Regions from separate parts of the Homo sapiens genome. Here region 2 is linked to region 1. Evidence: chromatin contacts called from ENCODE Hi-C or POLR2A ChIA-PET data. All regions are on one chromosome and are shown on one strand. The core of a region is the stretch at or near the end of the contact, and the rest is flanking DNA. Distances in the headings are between cores, read along the strand shown. Region 1 has its middle 110 kb from the start of ZBTB18. Region 2 has its middle 54 kb from the start of ZBTB18.

The links. Hi-C counts contacts between places; a loop is a spot of excess contacts on that map. ChIA-PET counts read pairs that join two places held with the same protein, here RNA polymerase II (POLR2A). Pooled maps may share reads with other maps.
Region 2: a map of chondrocyte shows a loop between it and region 1 (5-fold over the local background). The contact joins two enhancer-like sites. A Hi-C loop is called at or near these places in 5 of 168 maps with a recorded cell type or tissue (Calu3, PC-9, chondrocyte and 2 more) and 1 of 50 pooled maps. POLR2A ChIA-PET finds 5 or more read pairs at or near these places in 4 of 52 experiments (A549, K562, WTC11 and 1 more).

Annotation. Positions count from the first base shown.
Region 1 is chr1:244,160,729-244,164,672 of GRCh38, forward strand. No RefSeq gene overlaps it. Among named protein-coding and RNA genes, the nearest start is that of ZBTB18, 110 kb to the left of the region's middle. Within about 2 kb of position 2,608, at least 13 of the 41 ENCODE cell types and tissues checked have a DNase peak (open chromatin) inside an H3K27ac peak, as active enhancers do; they include PC-9, where a contact is called at or near this core.
Region 2 is chr1:244,103,446-244,107,495 of GRCh38, forward strand. It overlaps the pseudogene RN7SL148P. Among named protein-coding and RNA genes, the nearest start is that of ZBTB18, 54 kb to the left of the region's middle. Within about 2 kb of position 1,451, at least 3 of the 41 ENCODE cell types and tissues checked have a DNase peak (open chromatin) inside an H3K27ac peak, as active enhancers do; they include PC-9, where a contact is called at or near this core.

The sequences.
Region 1 (3,944 bases), core at 1,358-3,857:
GATTTTGTGCTTGCCTGTGTGTGAGTGTTTCTAAAACAGGGACAATGACGTTATTATTGTCTGATATTTGCATTCCACATACTAAAGTCAGTGACTTTGTCTCTTCTGATTGTTGGAAAGCTACTCCCACCAAGGTTAAGTGCAGTCCTTTGACCTGTAGCATTGTGGGTGGCCTGAGTGGGGACCGTGACCCAAGGTTTGCAGAAGGTGAAGGAATAAATAGGAAGGTAGGGGCCTTTGCTGAACTTAAGCTCAAAGCCCTCCAAAAAGAGGCCTCTGACGCATATTTCTTCCTTGGTTGATTAAGCATGGACAGGGGATTTATGGGAAAATGTGTGGCAACCAAGCAGCCATTTTCCATTTTTTCCTACCTATGGCCATGGCACAAGAATGGAGTGGGAGCAGGGATGTCCATAAATAGTCTGGCTTTGGTTTAACAGAGACAATTCCTTTCACAATCACAGCTTTAGCATGTGCTAAAAATGACAATGCCATCCAGTGTCAATTGTTCCAGGGAGACCCTTCATTCCTAGTTACAGCAATAAAACCGCTGGTGGGTGGTCGCTGCTACTGGTTGTCTTCATTATCATTTCATTGTGCTTATGTGAGGCCCGGTGCACTTTGGAACTCTCAGGCATCTTTAAAGCCTTTCATGCATTGGAGTGGCTTGACATTCATATTTATATATCTTGCTTGCATGGCAGCAGAATCGCTATTCTTAGGGTCCTCATCTTTTGTGCATTCAAGGTCACACCCCACTTACGTGGGAACTGTAATATACCCTGAGAACTTCAAGCATTGTAACTCAAATCTGCAATCCAGAGTCCTCTTGGGTGCTTAAAGCTCTGCCTCTTGATTCATAGTCAAAGTGAAGCCTAGAATAAGCTTGTTGAATTAAGATAATTTGTGTTTACTTTAGAAACTTTAACAGGTTTACCTTGGAAACTTTTGAAGTTTTGTCATCTTTAAGACATATCCCTCAATGTTGCATTTCTAAGCAAATGTCTGCTTGTCTAAATCAGAAACCTGGACATCACACCCAACTCTTTTTCCCTCAGTCTCTCTATATAGTGAGTCATCCATTGTGTTCAATTCTATTGATGAAGCATCGTTTGATCTCCCACCTTCATCCTCATCCTAAACCTCTAGCCTTGCTGCTCTCTGATCTGTCATCTATACTGATGTTACCGGAAAGGGTTCCCAATCCAGACCCCAAGAGAGGATTCTTGGATCTCACGCAAGAAAGAATTCAGGGCCAGTCTACAGAGTAAAGTGAAAGCAAGTTTATTAGGAAAGTAGAGGAATAAAGAATGGCTACTCCACAGACAGAGCTGCCCGAGGGTTGCTGGTCACCCATTTTTATGGTTATTTCTTGATGATATGCTAAACAAGGGGTGGAGTATTCATGCCTCCCCTTTTTTGACCATATAGGGTAACTTCCTGACGTTGCCATGGCATTTGTGAACTGTCATGGCGCTGGTGGGAGTGTAGCAGTGAGGACGACCAGAGTTGCTCTCGTCGCCATCTTGGTTTTGGTGGGTTTTGGCCAGTTTCTTTACTGCAGGCTGTTTTATAAGCAAGGTCTTTATGACCTGTATCTTGTGCCAATCTCCTATTTCATCCTGTGACATCAAATGGCTAACCATCTGGGAATGCAGCCCAGTAGGTCTCAGCCTCATTTTACCCCACCCCTATTCAAGATGGAGTTGCTCTGGTTCAAATGCCTCTGACACTGATGCCAGAGTCAATTTTCTGCAATATAAGCCTAATTATGCTGGGTTCCCCACGGCCTTCAGAGTAAATGGCAACATCCTTAGTAGCCTAGAAGAATCTTCATTGCTTGGTTTCTACCTCCCTCAGTTTCTCCCAGAGGCCCACACCCATGTTCCCTACAGCCAGGTGTCCAAAAGGGCCTTATTCCCTGACACATCCCATCCTCAGCCTCAGTTCCTCCTTATTTGGGAGTGCATTTTTTCCTCCTCTTCTCTTAGCTAACTTCTATTTCTTCATGAAAACTCACCTTAAGTATGTTCTGCTCCCAACACCTTTCCTTTTGGAGCCCACCAGGGCTGAATTCGGCGCCCCTCCTCTACCCTGATCTGTGACCCTTGACATGCTCTGTACTCTGCCCAGCCGGTGTGGCCCCCGGATTGCCATTGTGGATTTGCTGGTCTCTGTTTCTCATGGACCGTGAAGTCCTAGAGAGTGGGAACAGTCTCTTTTCTTTCTCTGCCTCCCTAGAGATTCCATAAGGCTGACCCACAGAGAATGGGTAAGTTATTGTTGGACACATATCAGATAAATGCTGCTAAATTACACATGAAATGATCCTTCAAGGTGGTAGTATAGATCAAGAGTCTGAACCCAGTAGAGTAATAAAATAGCTTCTTGTTATCACTTGAAATTATATAAGCAACAACTGAAATTCTAACCAGGAGCTCTGAGCGCTGCCGTTGGGAGGATTCCTGCTAGGGACATCTCACTGCTTCTGATGGCTTAGGATTTGTTGGGCCACTGTTTCCCTGGGCACATGTTGGTTTATTTGCTTGCTTTTATGGTTCGTTTGCCATTTCCCTCATAAGGAGATGAGCCGTGCATCAGGATCTTTCCTTTCTCCAAGGCCATCAATGATTCACGTGAGAATTTCATACCACATGGCAGAATCGTTCACATTAGAGTCCTCCACAGGCCAAAAGGAAATAGTATATTCAGGGCTCATCCTTTGCATAGAAAGAACTCTGTTCACCAAGGCATTTTAAACCTGGGATTTAATCAGTTACTTTGCGAAAACTGAAATGATGTCCTTCCCCCATTTCTGAGAGCGAATTTGAGATTAGGCTGGGTGATATATCATGAGAAAAAAAGAACAGAATGAATGGGGATGGCCTGAAGCTCAGGTGGGTAATTTCCCAGCATCTTCCCCATGCTGCTCCCTGGGGCTTCCCAGGTAAACTGTGCACTGGCTTCCAGCAGCCTTTCCCTGGTCTCTAGGTGGCCTTTGTTTAAGCATTACATGGATGTTTGCAAGATTATTCAAGTGATTTCCCACAATTTATTTCAAGCATTTACTGTAGGTGGCTTCAGAATTTTAAGTAGCATGTAAACTACAGACCACCTGCCTCAATGCACCATATCCAGCATCGGTTTTATATCCTAACAAGACGGGATAAGGCACAGTTCTTGAACTGCTGCCAACTCTCCAGAAAGGCACTGGGTACATCGGAAATGCCTTCCGGGGGCCTCCTAGCACTGTCCGGAGCATTTGTCCTTCAGAGCCTGGCCCCAGACCTGTTCCTCTCCCCATAGCTGGGTTCACCAAAGGCACTTCCTGATAACTGTTCCAGGACTCAACAATCAAAAATGAAAAAAATCAGAGAATGTTTTAAAGCCCAAGGATATAAAGTACTAAGACTCTTCTAAAACCTGATTGTCCTTCTCCAGTGTGGTAAGCAGGCTCTGACTCACTTCCCTCCTAGATAGGATTTCCTCCTGTGTATACTCCCAGAGCTAAGAGATTCTTCGAATGCCTTTGCCATTACCCGCATTTCTTCAGTTTGCATCTCTGAATATTCTTAGGCTGTGCTGAAGGTGTTTCTAGCCACATGACACTATCTTCATCGCTTTTGGCATTATCCATATTGGCCTCTCCTCTGGGGTGGTCCCTGGGGATTGGTGGCCCCTCACCTTACATAGGTGTCACTGGGCATGGATATGGTTGTCTCATGTCTAGGGTGCTCCATGGTCAGAGCAGAGCTCCCACATCCCAGGCAGGTCTGGAGCAACCCCCAAAACAGAGCGGGCTCTTGTGCCTTCAGGAGGTATCAATGACATCTACTGTCAGTCTGAACAAAAAGCTACCCTTTGGAAAGAGAGCAAACCAAATTCATACGAGCTCACAGAACTCTCTCCACTAATCATGCACTTTGATTAAGTGTTCTCACATG
Region 2 (4,050 bases), core at 201-2,700, 58 kb before region 1:
GACAGTGCTTGACCCCCAAGATGGGACAGTGAGATTTCTGGACTGTTTTATATTGAAAGGAAGGCTCCAGTTTTTAAATGAGTTGGGCTCCAAAAGCTGACCCGGAAGTCTGTGTCGTGGAATGTAGACTGCTCTGCTGCATAAGAACATAAGGCATATTTAGGGCCGGGCGCGGTGGCTCATGCCTGTCATCCCAGCACTTTCGGAGGCTGAGGTGGGCGGATCATTTGAAGTCAGGAGTTCGAGACCAGCCTGGCCAACATAGCGAAACCCTGTCTCTACTAAAAATACAAAAGTTAGCTGGGTGTGGTGGTGCACGCCTGTAATTCCAGCTACGTGGGAGACTGAGGGAGGAGAATCGCTTGAACCAGGCAGGCGGAGATTGCAGTGAGCCGAGATCGCACCACTGCACTCCAGCCTGGGCAACAGAGTGAGACTCCACCTCAAAAAAAAGGATAAAGAATATAAGACATTTAGGGACCCCCACCTGTAGTCCCAGCTACTCAGGAAGGCTGAGGCAGAAGCATCACCTGAGGCCAGGAGCTCTGGGCTGTAAGTGCGGTTGGCCCATGGGGAGTCTGCCCTAAGTTCAGCATCATTATGGTGACCTCACTGGAGCAGGGACCACAGGCTGCCTAAGGAGGGGTGAACCAGCCCAGATGGGAAATGCAGCAGGTCAAAACTCTTGTGCTGATCTCCAGTGGGGCTGCAACTGTGAATAGGCACTGTGCTCCAGCCTGGGCAACATAGTGAGACCCTGTCTTTTAAAAACCAAATACATATATTAAAAACCAAATATATATATATATATAGTATTTTTACACTAACAAGAGCCCCTTGATGACCTTTGGAAATGCTTTCTGTCTCTACAATGGCCTCAAGGCCCCACACCCCACTCGTCACCTTGCACAGGCTGCCTTGTGACTGCTGCCCGGCGACTGTCCCCCAGCTTCAGCTGTCCCAGTCACACTGACTCACTGTGCCTTGATCTTGCAAAGCTGCTCCTGCCTCAGGACTTTGCACTGGTTCCCTCTGGCTGGAATGCCAGTCCCTGATCAATCTCCAAGTGGCTCACTGCTTCTCTCCCTCCAGGGAGGTCTTCTCTGACCACAGTCATCCCAACCCTCCACGCTCTGAGTCACCCACGGCTGCTTCATTTTTCTCCCTAACCCTTTCACTTTCTTAACTATTATGCCAAAGGCACTCATTTTATTTATTGTTGATCTCTCCCACCAGCAGGCAGAACCCCCATGGGCAGGAATTTTGTCCATGTTATTCCCTGCTCATTCTTGGTACCTAGAACAGTGCCCAACACAAAGTCAATGCCCAGGACATCTTTGTCAGATGAATGTGATGATTAAAAAGATACTTTAGTGACCACTTTGCAGCAGTGGCCTCAGACTTCAGAAGCCCAGCTGTGTGACTGTGAGCAAACGGCTCACCCCAAGTCTATTTACTCACCTGGGAAGCATGCTTTCTCCGTTCACCTCACAGCACTGCTGCCATGAGCAAACGCAGCCCTGCTTGTAAAGTGATTTGACACGTTCCCTCTCTAAGCCGTGGTTTTCATCTGTAAATTCAGAGTGCTGTATTAGCTATACTTTAAGATCATTTCGCCCTCTTACAGTCCACGGTAATGATGGAGACAAAAATCTGAGCCTCTTTCGTGTTGCCTGGTACTGGCTGTGATGACTCCTTACACCTGACGGCAGATGCGCTGCCCGCCACTTCCATCCGGAAGCCCCCAGCTCTTGTGCCTGATGGCAACATAATTCCGACCCATGTTGCCTGTCTTCCTTTGGGGGATCCCTGCTGCCCACCCAGAGCTTCCTGGGTATGCAGGACACTCCCTGCTACCCATCCAGAGCTTCCTGGGTATGCGGTGGGGTTAACTTTGGTGTCTCCTATCCTCATGTCTTCCTTCTGACCCGTTACGATGTGATCGAGGGACTTCTCAGATCCTCCCAAAGAAGGACCGAGGCATCCTCCCATCTACAGCTACTGTAAGGCTCTGCCACAGGTAGAGGCTGGGATGGATTTTGTGATGATGGATTCCCCAAGGGCTGGGGAACAGAACGCCTTGGAGTATCGTGGAGCCATCCAAATCTTCTTCCATAGACTCAAAGCAGAATAGTCCCTGTAAGCCTAAGCATGAATATACCCCTTTGAATCCCTCCTGCTTCATGGCTGAGCCATCCTCAGAAAGAAAGAAAGGCCTTCTTCCCCTGAGTTACCTGGAATGACCTTTACATGCCAGCCAGTTCGCTCTCTAACTTCTGGGTGTCTCTCAGTTTTCACGTCTGCAGTGCAGCTTTGGCATATATCGAAATTTAAATTTCTAAGATCTATTTTAAATTTCCTTTTTGTATGTTAGGCAGACTTTCCTTTATCCATCCTGAAATCACCTTTGAAATTTTAGACTAGGGCAGATGTCACTTAACGTGACCGGCAAGTATTCCACTCGCCATTTGTTGTGAGTGGTGGTTGTTTTTCCTTTTTGCTTTTTTTCTCTTTCTGTCTTTTTTTTTTAATCACCATCATACTATAAAACCAATTAAAATAAACTCTCCAAAGACTCTTATTTTCTGGCTGAGCTATTCCAACCTCTGACTTTTTCTGAAGCACAAGATAAGACTTTCTGATTAACTGGGAGTGGGATGTTTATTCAATCTGTTCATTTGATACATTGCGGAGACTGCTTTTTCATTTTTATGCCATGTCAGTGGCATATACTTTCTGAAATTAATAAATACAATACATACCATCAATGTGTGAAATTTTTAAAACCCCGTATTTCCATAGTTTGACATACAAAAATGTACTCATACACTTTTGAAATCTACTGTCAAATCATTTCACATCTGTACCTAAAGCAAACAGACATAATGCTAACAGCTTGTTAGAATTCAGAAATGCCACCCGCTAATCAGCCCACCTGTGGCATTCTCAGTCCATCTTGCAAGCTGCATAGCCTGCTGCCAAGAAGCTTGACAAGAAAATGTATATTAAATTATTGAATAAGATGGGAAATACTGTACAGTGTGGGATAAAGAGAATGTGCAACGTGTGGCCAATGAACATACTGTACCTTTTCATTATAATACCTGCCTGGAGGTGACCTAGCTTCATCCCCATGTGCCATAAATGATGAAGCTACTGCTAAGGCTCTGGATGCAAAGTCGGCAGTGAGGTTTTCATAGTTTGCATCAGCTTTTTGTTATGTGTAGTTGGCGTTGGCTAAAACAAAAACCAAGACAAAAAAAAAAAAAAAGCAGAAAGCAAATTTTGAACGGAGTTACACAGGAACAACCCCATTTTCTACAATTCTGTCCTGCGGTTCAGAGCAAAACAAAGAAGATCTGACATTCCTGACGTTCTCTAGAAATCACAGTAGCGACCATGTCAATCAACTCCAATCATTAGATATGATTTAAAAACCTAGAAACATGATCTTTTGATCTTGCCAGGGCAAAAAAGCAAAATAAAATGCAAAGGTGAAATAAAGTGATTAAGATCCTGGAGCAGAATGGGGCAGCGGATCATGGAACAAACCATGAGTACCCTCTGCCCATGCCTGGAAGCTTGTGAGGTCGGCCTAAGCGTGACATTGCACAATCCGATTACATTTCTACAATTATTAGTTTCTATAGAATATAAACTAACATGCTTACAGAAGTATCTTCTCTGGGGGTCTGTGGGTAAGAAATGTTATTTTAGCATCTGTTCTTTTAAGGCTATTTGCTCTGGGAGGGCAGTGTGTTTTGCCATAAATTTAGGTCATTAATTTGTATCTGTTCTTTGTTTATTTAAGAAACAGGACAAAAGGGCAGCTGCTGAAACATTTGGCTGTGCCGAGGGGTAGTGGGCTCGACATGCTGGAGTTCTGCACATGACCAGCTTGAGTTTGTATCCACAGCTACAGGACAGAACTTTATGGAAACACTTTGCCAAGCCATGTGGTGCTCGGCTTCCCTTTGCATCAATACCCTTTTAATTACCTGATCCTGAGGGGGAAAAAGTTAGGGAAAAGTGTCAGTGCAAAAGCCTAGG